2 separate regions of the Homo sapiens genome follow, and region 1 is linked to region 2. The links are chromatin loops, found by intact Hi-C in ENCODE. Cell type or tissue: dorsolateral prefrontal cortex. All regions are shown on one strand. Region 1 holds the start of LOC100131626 (a long non-coding RNA gene). Region 2 overlaps KMT2A (lysine methyltransferase 2A).

Region 1 (8,000 bases), 88 kb before region 2:
CAGCACTTTGGGAGGCCGAGGTGGGCGGATCACGAGGTCAAGAGATCAAGACCATCCTGGCCAACATGGTGAAACCCCATCTCTAATAAGAATACAAAAATTAGCTGGGCGTGGTGGCACATGCCTGTAGTCCCAGCTACTTGGGAGGCTGAGGCAGGAGAATCGCTTGAATCCAGGAGGCAGAGGTTGCAGTGAGCCGAGATGGCACCACTGCACTCCAGCCTGGCACAGAGCGAGACTCCGTCTCAAAAAAAAAAAAAAGCTAATGTGAGGCCGGGTGCGGTGGCTCACACCTGTAATCCCAGCACTTTGAGAGGCCAAGGCTGGCGGATCACCTGAGGTCAGGAGTTGGAGACCAGCCTGACCAACATAGTGAAACCCCATCTCTTCTAAAAATACAAAATTAGTCGGGCGTCGTGGCACATGCCTGTAATCCCAGCTACTTGGGAAGCTGAGGCAGGAGAATCTCTTGAACCTGGGAGGCGGAGGTTGCAGTGAGCCAAGATCATGCCATTGCACTCCAGCCTGGGCAACAAGAGCGAAACTTGGTCTCAAAAAAAAAAAAAAAAAAAAAAACTAATGTGAAACTGTCCACATTGCATATTCCATCCTTTTTTTTTTTTTTTTTTGAGACGGAGTCTCACTCTGTCGCCAGGCTGGAGTGCAGTGGTGCCATCTCGGCTCACTGTAACCTCTACCTCCTGGGTTCAAGAGATTCTCTTGCCTCAGCCTCCCAAGTAGCTGGGACTACAGGCGCGCACCAGCATGTCCAGCTCATTTTTTGTATTTTTAGTAGAGTCAGGGTTTCACCATGTTGGCCAGGATGGTCTCGATCTCTTGACCTCGTGATCTGCCCGCCTCAGCCTCCCGAAGTGCTGGAATTACAGGAGTGAGCCACCACGCCCGGCCTCATCCTTTGTTTTATACATCTCAGCATTGTTCTTAGATTAACAGTTTCTCCTCTTTTCCATTCATCTCTTACATACCTAAGTATTCTACCCTGATTTCTAAGGATAGCTCAATACTTTCTTTTTAAATATTTCATATTTGTATAACACTTTACCTTTTCAAAGCACTTGCACCAACTATCTCATTTAGCCCTCAACTTTCCTCTGAAGCACGTGCCATAAATGATATACCATTTAACAAGAGAGGAACTGAGCAGAAAACATAAAACAATTTGGCTAGGATCCCAAGAGCAATAAGTGGTGGCAGCATAAGCTGGGCCCAGGTCATGATCCTGTGTTGTAGTCTGTGCCCTGACTCTACCTGTGACCAGCTTGTGGATCCTGCTTTGTATTTCCACAGTTCCATTCTGTATTATATATTCTTGGTCCTGCTTTGCCCTACTATTAAGTTATTTAAGATTTCTTGTCTCATTAGATATCAACCTCCCTAATCTTATGTAAAGTGATAGGTAGTTTAGTAGGACTTACTATTTCCTAATTAGTGTGGTTTTTGTTTCTACTAGGACATAAGATTGTGATCACCCTTGTGATGAATTCAGTAACAGTTCCACCAGAGGTAATCCCTTAGCAGGGAACTTACACTAGACCTGTTTACCAAACAAAAGGCCCTGATATAATAAAATACTAACATGCAAAGCCCTTGGCAATCTCCCTTCTGCCTCATCTTAATCTCACTTAGCTGCCAACCATTGTTTCAGCCACCATTTCTAACCAATCCCCATAAAACCTAGCTTTAAATATCATGTTATTAGAGTGTGTATCCACTGTCCCTGATTGTTGCAATTTTCCACTAATCAGTTCATTCCCCTTTCTTTCTTTTTGTCTTTTGAGACAGGGTCTCGCTCTGTCGCCTGGGCTGGAGTATAGTGGCATGATCACAGCTTACTGCAGTCTCAACCTCCCAGGCTCAATCAAGATCCTCCCATCTCAGCTTCCCAAATAGCTGGAACTACAGGCGCATGCCACCACACACGGCTATTTTTTTGTAGAGACAGGGTAGCCACATTGCCCAAGCTGGTCTCAAACTCCTAGGCTGAAAGAATCCCCCACCTTGGCCTCCCAAAGTGCTGGGATTACAAGCGTGAGCCACCGCAGCTGGTCCCCTTTATTTCTTGCCAATTTTGTGTCCTGGCTCACTGTCACTTTATAACACTACTTCTATCTTAATTCTTGACAATTGCAATTTCAACATACACATGGGTCAGTAGTTTCCAAAGTACAGTCCCTGGACCACAGCAGCATCAGCATCACCAGGGAATTTAGAAATGAAAATTACCAGGCTCTACCCCAGAAACTAGGAGTGAGATCTTGCAATCTGTATTTTTTTTGTTGTGTTGTTTTGCATTTTTTTAGAGATGGTCTCACTGTGTTACCTGGACTGGTCTCAAACCCCTGAGCTCAAGCAATCTTCTTCCCTCAGCCTCCCAAGTAGCTAGGACTACAGGCATACGTCATTGCACCTAGCACAATCTGTGTTTTAATTATCTTTCCATATATAAGTCTAATGCATGCTAAAGTTTGAGAACTATTAACATAAATGATCCTTCAACCAACCTGGCCTTTTGATTCCCTAAAAACTTAACAGTTAATACCTTTCACCTTCCTTAAATACTGATTCCCATCTTTTTACCAAAAACATCAACCATCTTAGTTTCAATTTCATGCATCCCTCTCTCTGACCACCTATGACCTTCCTAGCCCATTCTGTCAAATAACTACACAAATTCAGAGTTTTCATGACCATCAATAAATTGATCCTACCATCTCCCTCACCCCCTTGATTTCAGCTTTTCTCTCCTGTTACAACTTAGGTTCCATGATCAATCATAAGCATTCTCTTGAATACACCTTCAACTTCCTTGCCTCTCACTCACTTCGTTGTACTCACTTACCAAAACCACCTCCTTGGCTTAATTCAGCTGTCTACCTGCTCTGCACCTATGCAGCCAAATGAAGTTGGAGAAAACAAAGTAACTAGTCTGGCCAGGTGCAGTGGCTCACGCCTGTAATCCCAACACTTTGGGTGGATCCCTTGAGGCCAGGAGTTTGAGACCAGCCTGGCCAACATGGTGAAACCCGCTCTCTACTAAAAATACAAAATTTAGCTGAGCATGGTGGCACGCACCTGTAGTCCCAGCTACTTGGGAGGCTGAGGCATAAGAATCGCTTGAACCTGGGAGGCAGAGGTTGCAATTAGCCGAGATTGCACCACTACACTCCTTCCTGTTTTGGCGACACAGCGAGACTCTGTCTCAAAAAAAAAAAAAAAAAAAGTAGTCTCACTTTATATTCATGATGGTCAGAACCTTAAGAGAGCACTTAATACTACCAGCCAATCATATTATGTTTCTTCAGACCGCAATTACATCCTTCAACAGACGACCTTACTTCCTACTTGACTGAGAAAATTTAAGCAATTGGAGAACTTCCAGTTACTCCCACAACATCATTATCTCATCTTACCATATCTCCACCTATATATATACACCACCTTGCCTGTACTATATGGTTCGTATCACATGCTGCAAGCACACAGAAGTCACTCAATGCAAATGTGATGAATAAAGTGAATGTATCCATTAATTAATCTATATAAATGTTTTCCCCTCTGCCTTCATTCCTGGCACTTTCTACCTAGCACATCCACTTTCAAAACCACTTCATCACCTTTTCAGAGAAGTTTTTTTCTGATTTTCCCGAATTGCTTCCCTTTACCCTCCTGTCGATGCTTCTTGTAGCACACATCATTGCACTCTAATGCTATATTTACATTTATTTCCTTACTAAACTGTAAGCTTCTTAAGGGAGATACTGTATCTAATACACTGTTGTAATACTATCCCATCATGTAATCTGGCTTCTGTGTTTTTGGGTTTGTTGAAAACAGTGAAACAGCAGACTCATCCTACTGTGTTTGGTACTGGGTTGATAAACAGCAGAGTTTAGTGGCAATTTGCCACAGAGGGAGATGCAGGCCTGGAGGACTTACTTCCTGAAGGCCTGCAGGCTGAGACTGCTACAGAGCTGATGCCAGCTGAGTCACTCTTGCATCTCAACCTCCAACTCTGAAACAGAGATGTGGATCTCTGATTAGCCTTCTCTACTGTGCTAGCTAATGCAAAGCTACCTTTGCATATGTAAGGTCTAGCAGGGGAGAACCAGGAGGTAGGCAGCAGAAGATCCTTTATAAAAGACCAAGCCTGAAATCTGAAAATCCCTGAAATTCCTTAGAAATTGATCATCTTAACTCTTTCTTTGCCAAGCCCGCATTTCCTGATTTATATCCTTGTTACAGCTGAAAGAAGCTCATCATGTAAAGGTTTATAGCACCACCATTTTCCTCAGAGGATTTTACATATGCAACCTATGGATGGATTTTTATAAGAACTATACCTTGGACTTCTTGCATGAAGTTAGGAAGGTTATCTTCAGAGGCTCCAAGTTTTAATGCATTCCAGTGTTGTCAAATCCAAAAGCAATTAAATACTGTTGTGTGGTTTTGAATTATAGCCTGCTTGTTAAAATAGCTACTGTTTCCCCTAAGGACAGCCTGCATTTTTACCTGATGTCATCTGACTCTGGGTCTCAAGAGAGTGGGGAACCTAATAGAACAACTGAATAAATGTAGTTCTAAGACAGTGAATTATAAGGTGATGGTGGAAGAGTGGTTACCAATTTTAGTGACCTCCAGGTAGAACAATGGAAAGGAAGTCATGTAAGCCCCAGATTGGGGAAAAAATGAAAGTAATAATGACCAAGTAAACATTAAGTCAGGGGTGATGTGGAAGACAGTGTGGCGATTCCTCAAAGACCTAGAACCAGAAATACCATTGGAACCAGCAGTCCTAGTACTGGGTATATACCCAAAGGAATATAAATCATTCTATTCTATTCTATTCTATAGAATATGAATCATTCTAACATAAATCATTCTGTTATATCATTATAAATTATATAAATCATTCTATTATACAATGATGTGTGCTACAAGAAGCATCAACAGGAGGGTAAAGGGAAGCAGTTTGGGAAAATCAGAAAAAAACTTCTCCAAAAAGGTGATTAAGTTGTTTTGAAAGTGGATGTACTAGGTACATATAAAGATACATACATATTGCAGCACTATTCACAATAGCAAAGACATGGAATCAACCCAAATGCCCATCAGTGATAGACTGGATAAAGAAAATGTGGTACATATACACCATGGAATACTATGCAGCCATAAAAAAGAATGAGATCATGTCCTTTGCAGGGTTGGGGATGGAGCTGGAAGCCATTATCCTCAGCAAACTAACACAGGAACAGAAAATCAAACACCACATGTTCTCACTTACAAGTGAGGGTGAACAATGTCAACACATGGACACAAGGAGGGGAACAACACCCAATGGAGCCTGTCAAGGGGAGGGCAGAGGGAGGGAGAACATCAGGAAATACAACTAATGCATGCTGGGCTTATTACCTAGGTGATGGGTTGATAGGTGCAGCAAACCACCATGGCACACGTTCACCTATGTAACAAACCTGCACATCCTGCACATGTACCCTGGAACGTAAAATGAAATTTTAAAAAGTCAGGGGTGATATTTTGCTCATTATAGCTTTACCTTAAACCCCTGTATAGTTTCATCTGCCTTTAGAATATGCTGGCAGAAATATACTTTATTATCTGATACCCAAGTTACTACTGCAACAGGGAAACTAATTTCTACCTCACCCTAGGCTCCAAATTTCACCCCCACTGCACTGAGGGTAAACACTGAAGCCAAATGGGCCTTGATTTGGGACCTTTGTGTTCCTTTGCTCTCCCATCACCATCTGACCCCACCGCACGCCTCATATCCACCCATCCCAGAAGGAAGCTGCCTCTAAGGACTAAGTAGTAAATCTCTCAAAGTTATTTGTGGAAAGTCCTAAGGACACAAATCAGCAACAAAATCCGTTGGGTTTTTTCCCACCTCTCTTAAAACAATCTATAGTTGCATATTTTCCTTATTTGTTCATCTCAACTTCAGCAAAAGCCTTACAGGTTAGTCCAACCCACTCACCTAAGAAAATTTGAAACAAAATGTTACTCTCCTCACTTTTCAGTACAAAATGAAATGAAGTGGAACCATTTGCCTGAGGTGAATGAGTCAGGGGTAGGGGACTGGAATGCAGGACTTGATTCCTCGGTGTCCTAACTCTAACCACATTCCCTCTATTCTGCGATATTTAAGTTGTTTATTGTACTGTGAGGAGCAGGAATAGGTAAGGGAGATGGTTGACTTTTTATGTTTTTATTCAGAAACTTGCATCTGAACTCTAACCCGCATGTAAGACACTCCATTTTAACTTTAGCAGGAGTAAGTGAAGATTCGTAACATATAATTTGCCTTGGAGACAGTGACTTTTCCTGGGCCTTAAGCAAGACTATTGGCTATATATTGACAGAGAGAGCTCTTACTAAAGAAGAGAATAAGGCAAATAGGTGTTAATACCTAATCCTAAACATTTTAAAAAGTGATCATTTAACTCCCTAATCTCTACCCATAATGTTTACAAATAAGTTCTCAGTTTTTAAACTCGACACCAGGAGCTTATATAGCTTTTCATATGAGAGACATTAAGAAATGTAGCTTTTAATTCAGGCTTACCTTTTTGCATCAGAGAGTATGAGGCCTTGAACAATGATGGCCATGTTCTCTTGGTTTTATCTGTTTTTACTGTAACTATTAGCAAAATATATACTGTTTTTTTTAAATCTAGGAATAAACAAATAAACACAATGAATGCATTATAATGTATATTCAAAAACATATCAAAACAGGCTTACCCAACTAGCCTTGAAAAAGATAACCTTTGGGAAATCTTCCAGGCCAGTCATGACTGCTGGAAAGAAAATAAGCAAATACTTACTAAAGGGCTTTCTCCAAGCGACATATTTCTCTTAGAATTTCCAGTCTTTGGATACTGACACCTTCACCTTCATCTCAGATGACGTAGAAATTCAGCTCGGAATTCAGAAATGGATAGCTTCCAGTTCCTCTGAGAATACTCCTCAATCAACAAGTTGTCTACCTAGCTGAGGCACAGCTTCCTGGAATTAAGACTGCATAACCTAGGTTATAATTAACTCAGACTTCCTCCTCCTCTTGTACCTTGGCCATGACCTTAATCCTCACCTAGATTTCCGTCCCATCTATGGATACAAATTTGTTCTAAATTAGATCAACTGAACTCTATTCCTTTTAGCCTAAGATAAGTTGGCACTGGTGGCCGAAAGGAATCCTAAACCAATTTTAGACCATATAGTTAGACTTTAAGCATGACTCAAAAAAAGCTAGACATCTCAGTGGAGAGATAATATTGCTCAGTTTTATCCATTTTCCCTCATTAAAAAAAAAAAAAAACTTGGGAGGACTTTGAGAATGGTCAGTAGGATTAGAATAACGAGAGCAATTGAAGCTGTGGGAAGACTAATAGTTGATAGTGGTTTATACCTGTAATCCCAACACTTTGGGAGGCTGAGATGGGAGGATCGCTTGAGGCCAGGAGTTCACGACCAGCCTGGTCAACACAGCGAGACTTCGTCTGTACAGAAAATTAAAAATAAAGCCAGGTGTGCCTCATGCCTGTAATCCCAACACTTTGGGAGGCTGAGGCGGGTGGATCCCTTGAGCTCAGGAGTTTGAGACCAGCCTGGGCAATATGGCAAAAGCCTGTCTCTACAAAAAAAATACCAAAATTAGCCAGGCATGGTGGTGTGCACCTGTAGTTCCAACTCCACAAGAGGCTGAAGCTAGAGGATTGCTTGAGCCTGGGAGGTACAGGCTGCAGTGAGCCATGATCGCACCACTGCACTCCAGCATGGGCAACAGAGCAAGACCCAGTCTCAAAAAATAATAAATAAAAACTAAATTAAAAACTTAGCCAAGGGTGATGGTGCACACCTGTAGTCCCAGCTGCTCAGAAGGCTGAGGCAGGATGATTGCTTGAGCCCAGAAGTTCATGGCTGCAGTGAGCTATAATCGTGCTACTGTACTCCAGCCT
Region 2 (8,000 bases):
ATTGTTTTTATGGATAAAACAGCTCATGCCCTGTTCCCAACTTTACAGTTTATAAGTCCTTCTAAAACTATAAATCCACACAATAATGATCAAATTTTTCAATAAGAATTTATAATCTTACCTATATGAAGTAAGTTGTTAAAATGTCTAACAAGCTAACAATATAAGTTCAAAATTCCCCTTCTACCACTCCCGCGTTGGAGTCTCATTTTGCAATATATGCTCCAACTTACTCTGTATTCCTATTCCTATGACACAGTCTGTGCTCCACATTTAGCTGGCAGCTTTTCACACAAACCAGATTCCACTAGCATTCAGCAGATTTGAAGCAGTTACATTTCTCTTGTCTCATGGGGCTCTTCTCCCAAAGGAAACACCTCAGGTTTGCCCTTTGTTTTATTTTCAGGCCGTACTTTGTATACATTGTAAGGCAATAGTTCGGTCCTGAAGGCCAAAACTAATTTTTGTAATGGTTAATATTTTTCTTTCTCTTGCTTTTAGGATGTTTTACTATATTTGGTGCCTGCTTATGGTACAAGAAAAAAAGATCTTAGGCTATTTTCTGAGAGGCTAAGAAAAACCAAGGACTTCAAAAAGCTTGGAACAACCTAACTAGGGGAATCTATACTAAGAACCCATAAAATAAAGCTAAACTCTGTAATTAAGAGGGCCAGGGAACCTAGGATAAAGAGAGGTTTTGAAAAATGCTAGTTTCTGCTTCTATCCTCTCCCTTATGATGATTTTCCCAAATCTGTTTACCCAGGTGTTCCAGGGTATACTGGAGCACCACAGATGCTCGCAAGCGCTGTGTATATACATGCAAGATAGTGGAGTGCCGTCCTCCAGTCGTAGAGCCGGATATCAACAGCACTGTTGAACATGATGAAAACAGGACCATTGCCCATAGTCCAACATCTTTTACAGGTTAGTCTTGAATCAAGATGGGACTTGAGGCTGGGCACAGTGGCTCACGCCTGTAATCGCAGCACTTTGGGAGGCTGAGGCAGGTGAATCACTTGAGGCCAGGAGTTCAAGAACAGCCTGGCCAACATGGTGAAACCCCATCTCTACTAAAAATACAAAAAAATTAGCCAGGCATGGTGGCAGGCACCTGTAATCCCAGTAATCCCAGCCACTCAGGAGGCAGAGGCACAAGAATCACTTGAACCAGGGAGGCAGATGTTGCAGTCAGCCAAGATCACGCCACTGCCCTCCAGCCTGGGTGACAGAGTGAGACTGTGTCTCAAAGAAAAAAAAAAAAAGATGTGATGGAACTTGAATTCGATTCAGGGAGTACTATGATTGAAAGCTGGGGGAAAAGTCATTTACTTGGGAAGTCTCATTTGCTTCTAGTTTTACATTTACCTGATAGCTGACTTTTTATTGGTTAATTTGTTTGATATTTTAATTGGGCCTTTTTAGTTAAGAGTTTTTATTTCCTGCCACAGAAAGTTCATCAAAAGAGAGTCAAAACACAGCTGAAATTATAAGTCCTCCATCACCAGACCGACCTCCTCATTCACAAACCTCTGGCTCCTGTTATTATCATGTCATCTCAAAGGTCCCCAGGATTCGAACACCCAGTTATTCTCCAACACAGAGATCCCCTGGCTGTCGACCGTTGCCTTCTGCAGGTAAAAGACTTTATTGACCTACTTGACCTAAGAAGATCAGCCCAAAGACTAATTTGTAATTCTTTCAGGCAACTTTATCTTGGTGACTTTTACTGATTGAAAATGTAGATTCCGGGTGGGTGAGGTGGCTCATGCCTGTAATCCTAGCACTTTGGGAGGCCAGGGCAGGTGGATCACCTGAGGTCAGGAGTTCAAGACCAGCCTGGCCAACATGGTGAAACCCTATCTCTACTAAAAATTCAAAAATTAGCCAGGTGTGGCGGTGCATGCCTGTAATCCCAGCTACCCAGGAGGCTAAGGCAGGAGAATCGCTGGAACCCAGGAGGTGGAGGTTGCAGTAAGCCGAGATCGCACCACTGCACTCCAGCTTGGGTGACAGAGTGAGACACTGTCTCAAAAAAGTAATAATAAATAAATAGAAAATGTAGATTTCCAGTTACCTATAAATATATATATATATAGTCAAATCATTGAAACCAGTGACTTCTACACATTTGTTCTATCTACAATAGCATTTATTACTTTTTCTCTCTTGTTTAGGAAGTCCTACCCCAACCACTCATGAAATAGTCACAGTAGGTGATCCTTTACTCTCCTCTGGACTTCGAAGCATTGGCTCCAGGCGTCACAGTACCTCTTCCTTATCACCCCAGCGGTCCAAACTCCGGATAATGTCTCCAATGAGAACTGGGAATACTTACTCTAGGAATAATGTTTCCTCAGTCTCCACCACCGGGACCGCTACTGATCTTGAATCAAGTGCCAAAGTAGTTGATCATGTCTTAGGGCCACTGAATTCAAGTACTAGTTTAGGGCAAAACACTTCCACCTCTTCAAATTTGCAAAGGACAGTGGTTACTGTAGGCAATAAAAACAGTCACTTGGATGGATCTTCATCTTCAGAAATGAAGCAGTCCAGTGCTTCAGACTTGGTGTCCAAGAGCTCCTCTTTAAAGGGAGAGAAGACCAAAGTGCTGAGTTCCAAGAGCTCAGAGGGATCTGCACATAATGTGGCTTACCCTGGAATTCCTAAACTGGCCCCACAGGTTCATAACACAACATCTAGAGAACTGAATGTTAGTAAAATCGGCTCCTTTGCTGAACCCTCTTCAGTGTCGTTTTCTTCTAAAGAGGCCCTCTCCTTCCCACACCTCCATTTGAGAGGGCAAAGGAATGATCGAGACCAACACACAGATTCTACCCAATCAGCAAACTCCTCTCCAGATGAAGATACTGAAGTCAAAACCTTGAAGCTATCTGGAATGAGCAACAGATCATCCATTATCAACGAACATATGGGATCTAGTTCCAGAGATAGGAGACAGAAAGGGAAAAAATCCTGTAAAGAAACTTTCAAAGAAAAGCATTCCAGTAAATCTTTTTTGGAACCTGGTCAGGTGACAACTGGTGAGGAAGGAAACTTGAAGCCAGAGTTTATGGATGAGGTTTTGACTCCTGAGTATATGGGCCAACGACCATGTAACAATGTTTCTTCTGATAAGATTGGTGATAAAGGCCTTTCTATGCCAGGAGTCCCCAAAGCTCCACCCATGCAAGTAGAAGGATCTGCCAAGGAATTACAGGCACCACGGAAACGCACAGTCAAAGTGACACTGACACCTCTAAAAATGGAAAATGAGAGTCAATCCAAAAATGCCCTGAAAGAAAGTAGTCCTGCTTCCCCTTTGCAAATAGAGTCAACATCTCCCACAGAACCAATTTCAGCCTCTGAAAATCCAGGAGATGGTCCAGTGGCCCAACCAAGCCCCAATAATACCTCATGCCAGGATTCTCAAAGTAACAACTATCAGAATCTTCCAGTACAGGACAGAAACCTAATGCTTCCAGATGGCCCCAAACCTCAGGAGGATGGCTCTTTTAAAAGGAGGTATCCCCGTCGCAGTGCCCGTGCACGTTCTAACATGTTTTTTGGGCTTACCCCACTCTATGGAGTAAGATCCTATGGTGAAGAAGACATTCCATTCTACAGCAGCTCAACTGGGAAGAAGCGAGGCAAGAGATCAGCTGAAGGACAGGTGGATGGGGCCGATGACTTAAGCACTTCAGATGAAGACGACTTATACTATTACAACTTCACTAGAACAGTGATTTCTTCAGGTGGAGAGGAACGACTGGCATCCCATAATTTATTTCGGGAGGAGGAACAGTGTGATCTTCCAAAAATCTCACAGTTGGATGGTGTTGATGATGGGACAGAGAGTGATACTAGTGTCACAGCCACAACAAGGAAAAGCAGCCAGATTCCAAAAAGAAATGGTAAAGAAAATGGAACAGAGAACTTAAAGATTGATAGACCTGAAGATGCTGGGGAGAAAGAACATGTCACTAAGAGTTCTGTTGGCCACAAAAATGAGCCAAAGATGGATAACTGCCATTCTGTAAGCAGAGTTAAAACACAGGGACAAGATTCCTTGGAAGCTCAGCTCAGCTCATTGGAGTCAAGCCGCAGAGTCCACACAAGTACCCCCTCCGACAAAAATTTACTGGACACCTATAATACTGAGCTCCTGAAATCAGATTCAGACAATAACAACAGTGATGACTGTGGGAATATCCTGCCTTCAGACATTATGGACTTTGTACTAAAGAATACTCCATCCATGCAGGCTTTGGGTGAGAGCCCAGAGTCATCTTCATCAGAACTCCTGAATCTTGGTGAAGGATTGGGTCTTGACAGTAATCGTGAAAAAGACATGGGTCTTTTTGAAGTATTTTCTCAGCAGCTGCCTACAACAGAACCTGTGGATAGTAGTGTCTCTTCCTCTATCTCAGCAGAGGAACAGTTTGAGTTGCCTCTAGAGCTACCATCTGATCTGTCTGTCTTGACCACCCGGAGTCCCACTGTCCCCAGCCAGAATCCCAGTAGACTAGCTGTTATCTCAGACTCAGGGGAGAAGAGAGTAACCATCACAGAAAAATCTGTAGCCTCCTCTGAAAGTGACCCAGCACTGCTGAGCCCAGGAGTAGATCCAACTCCTGAAGGCCACATGACTCCTGATCATTTTATCCAAGGACACATGGATGCAGACCACATCTCTAGCCCTCCTTGTGGTTCAGTAGAGCAAGGTCATGGCAACAATCAGGATTTAACTAGGAACAGTAGCACCCCTGGCCTTCAGGTACCTGTTTCCCCAACTGTTCCCATCCAGAACCAGAAGTATGTGCCCAATTCTACTGATAGTCCTGGCCCGTCTCAGATTTCCAATGCAGCTGTCCAGACCACTCCACCCCACCTGAAGCCAGCCACTGAGAAACTCATAGTTGTTAACCAGAACATGCAGCCACTTTATGTTCTCCAAACTCTTCCAAATGGAGTGACCCAAAAAATCCAATTGACCTCTTCTGTTAGTTCTACACCCAGTGTGATGGAGACAAATACTTCAGTATTGGGACCCATGGGAGGTGGTCTCACCCTTACCACAGGACTAAATCCAAGCTTGCCAACTTCTCAATCTTTGTTCCCTTCTGCTAGCAAAGGATTGCTACCCATGTCTCATCACCAGCACTTACATTCCTTCCCTGCAGCTACTCAAAGTAGTTTCCCACCAAACATCAGCAATCCTCCTTCAGGCCTGCTTATTGGGGTTCAGCCTCCTCCGGATCCCCAACTTTTGGTTTCAGAATCCAGCCAGAGGACAGACCTCAGTACCACAGTAGCCACTCCATCCTCTGGACTCAAGAAAAGACCCATATCTCGTCTACAGACCCGAAAGAATAAAAAACTTGCTCCCTCTAGTACCCCTTCAAACATTGCCCCTTCTGATGTGGTTTCTAATATGACATTGATTAACTTCACACCCTCCCAGCTTCCTAATCATCCAAGTCTGTTAGATTTGGGGTCACTTAATACTTCATCTCACCGAACTGTCCCCAACATCATAAAAAGATCTAAATCTAGCATCATGTATTTTGAACCGGCACCCCTGTTACCACAGAGTGTGGGAGGAACTGCTGCCACAGCGGCAGGCACATCAACAATAAGCCAGGATACTAGCCACCTCACATCAGGGTCTGTGTCTGGCTTGGCATCCAGTTCCTCTGTCTTGAATGTTGTATCCATGCAAACTACCACAACCCCTACAAGTAGTGCGTCAGTTCCAGGACACGTCACCTTAACCAACCCAAGGTTGCTTGGTACCCCAGATATTGGCTCAATAAGCAATCTTTTAATCAAAGCTAGCCAGCAGAGCCTGGGGATTCAGGACCAGCCTGTGGCTTTACCGCCAAGTTCAGGAATGTTTCCACAACTGGGGACATCACAGACCCCCTCTACTGCTGCAATAACAGCGGCATCTAGCATCTGTGTGCTCCCCTCCACTCAGACTACGGGCATAACAGCCGCTTCACCTTCTGGGGAAGCAGACGAACACTATCAGCTTCAGCATGTGAACCAGCTCCTTGCCAGCAAAACTGGGATTCATTCTTCCCAGCGTGATCTTGATTCTGCTTCAGGGCCCCAGGTATCCAACTTTACCCAGACGGTAGACGCTCCTAATAGCATGGGACTGGAGCAGAACAAGGCTTTATCCTCAGCTGTGCAAGCCAGCCCCACCTCTCCTGGGGGTTCTCCATCCTCTCCATCTTCTGGACAGCGGTCAGCAAGCCCTTCAGTGCCGGGTCCCACTAAACCCAAACCAAAAACCAAACGGTTTCAGCTGCCTCTAGACAAAGGGAATGGCAAGAAGCACAAAGTTTCCCATTTGCGGACCAGTTCTTCTGAAGCACACATTCCAGACCAAGAAACGACATCCCTGACCTCAGGCACAGGGTGAGAGATCCAAATACTAGCTAGGCTGGGTCTGTGGGATTTCATGTTGTAAATTAGGGGCTGTTGATGTGGTAGTCCGGGAGAGACACTCTTCTGTTCAAGTTGCATTACCTGGGAGTTTTCCGGGTTTTGACTTTTTTTCTCTCTGAGTGGTGATTTATGTAACAAAATGTAGTTCCATCCATGGGCAGTTTGTCTCTTGAATAGAACCACATCTAATCACTTTTTGCTCTGATTTCAAACAGTGTTGCTGTTTGTTCCTGTTTCTTTTTTACTGAGGCTTATACTAGAATGATTATTCTTATCTTGAGGGCAAAGCTCCCTCTTGTAGATCCACAGAGTCCTTTTTTTAAAACTTTATCATTGAAAGCCAAGCACAGTGGCTCATGTCTGTAATCCCAGCACTTTGGAAGGCTGAGGCAGAAGGATTGCTGGAGCTCAGGAGTTCAAGATCAGTCTGTGCAACATAGTAAGACCCTGTCTCTACAAAAAATTTTTTAAAACAGCTGGGTGTGGTGTTGCACACCTGTAGCCCCAGCTATTCAGGAGGCTGAGGTGGGAGGATTGCTTGAGCCCAAGAGTTAGAGGCTAAATGATCCATGGTCATGTCACTGCACTCCAGCCTAGGTGGAGTGCACCTATGTAGCCACCACTCGGATCAAGATACAGAACATTTCTAGCAACCCACAAGGGTGTCTTCTCTTATAAGGTCAGTGCCCCCTCAAAGTAACCATTATTCTAACCTTTATGACCTTAGGTCAGTTTTGCTGGCTTATAGACTTTATCAGATCCTGATAGAGCCATTTCTTTCGACTCACCTCCACATTCAGTACATATTTACTGGTGGTTTGTCTTGAAAAGATACAAATGCCTGTGTTCCAGGACTCCAGGAGCAGAGGCTGAGCAGCAGGATACAGCTAGCGTGGAGCAGTCCTCCCAGAAGGAGTGTGGGCAACCTGCAGGGTAAGCTGAAGAATTCGTCTTTTAAGACTAAGCTCTCAGTTTTGTCCACCTCATTTAAAAAATAGTTCTTCCAGGCCGGGCGCAGTGGCTCACGCCTGTAATCCTAGTAGTCTGGGAGGCCGAGGCAGGTGGATCACGAGGTTAGATCGAGACCATCCTGGCTAACATGGTGAAACCCCGTCTCTACTAAAAATACAAAAAGAATTAGCCGGGCGTGATGGCGGGCGCCTGTAGTCCCAGCCACTCAGGAGGCTGAGGCAGGAGAAGGGCGTGAACCCAGGAGGCGGAGCTTGCAGTGAGCTGAGATCGCGCCACTGCACTCCAGCCTGGGCGATAGAGCAAGACTCCGTTTCCAAAAAAAAGGTAAAAAATAGTTCTTCCTGATTCACATTGATTTTTGTTTTCTTGCCAAAGTTTTTTAAATGAGAATAGTACAGGCTTGTAAACAAGTAAACAAAAAATATAACAAGAATTATTTAAATAATGGATAATAGTTTCCTATTTGTCCCCCTCACCCCCGCCCAATCTACTCCCTAGAGGTGGTCATTGCTAATAATTTGTTTTTATCTATGCAGACATCTCTCTGCATATAAAGATATAACGTGGTATATAT

The links. Hi-C counts contacts between places; a loop is a spot of excess contacts. Peaks named below come from ENCODE experiments on the same cell type or tissue, not always from the same donor. Only the 100,000 strongest peaks of a DNase experiment are listed, where the experiment ranks them.
Region 1: it touches region 2 in a loop (2.0-fold over the local background); 2 of 110 quality-filtered maps call a loop at or near these places.

What each region holds. Positions count from the first base shown.
Region 1 is chr11:118,411,911-118,419,910 of GRCh38, forward strand. It overlaps LOC100131626 (a long non-coding RNA gene), which reads right to left and starts at 6,905. Exons shown (of 4, transcript NR_046370.1): 1 at 6,867-6,905; 2 at 6,605-6,712; 3 at 5,431-5,514. In dorsolateral prefrontal cortex, no CTCF peak of the experiment used is centred here; a DNase peak (open chromatin) is centred at 3,965; H3K27ac peaks cover 1,144 bases.
Region 2 is chr11:118,500,223-118,508,222 of GRCh38, forward strand. It overlaps KMT2A (lysine methyltransferase 2A), which reads left to right. Exons shown (of 36, transcript NM_001197104.2): 25 at 765-925; 26 at 1,450-1,635; 27 at 2,176-6,424; 28 at 7,307-7,387. Among named protein-coding and RNA genes, the nearest start is that of TTC36, 23 kb to the right of the region's middle. In dorsolateral prefrontal cortex, no CTCF peak of the experiment used is centred here; no DNase peak of the experiment used is centred here; H3K27ac peaks cover 520 bases.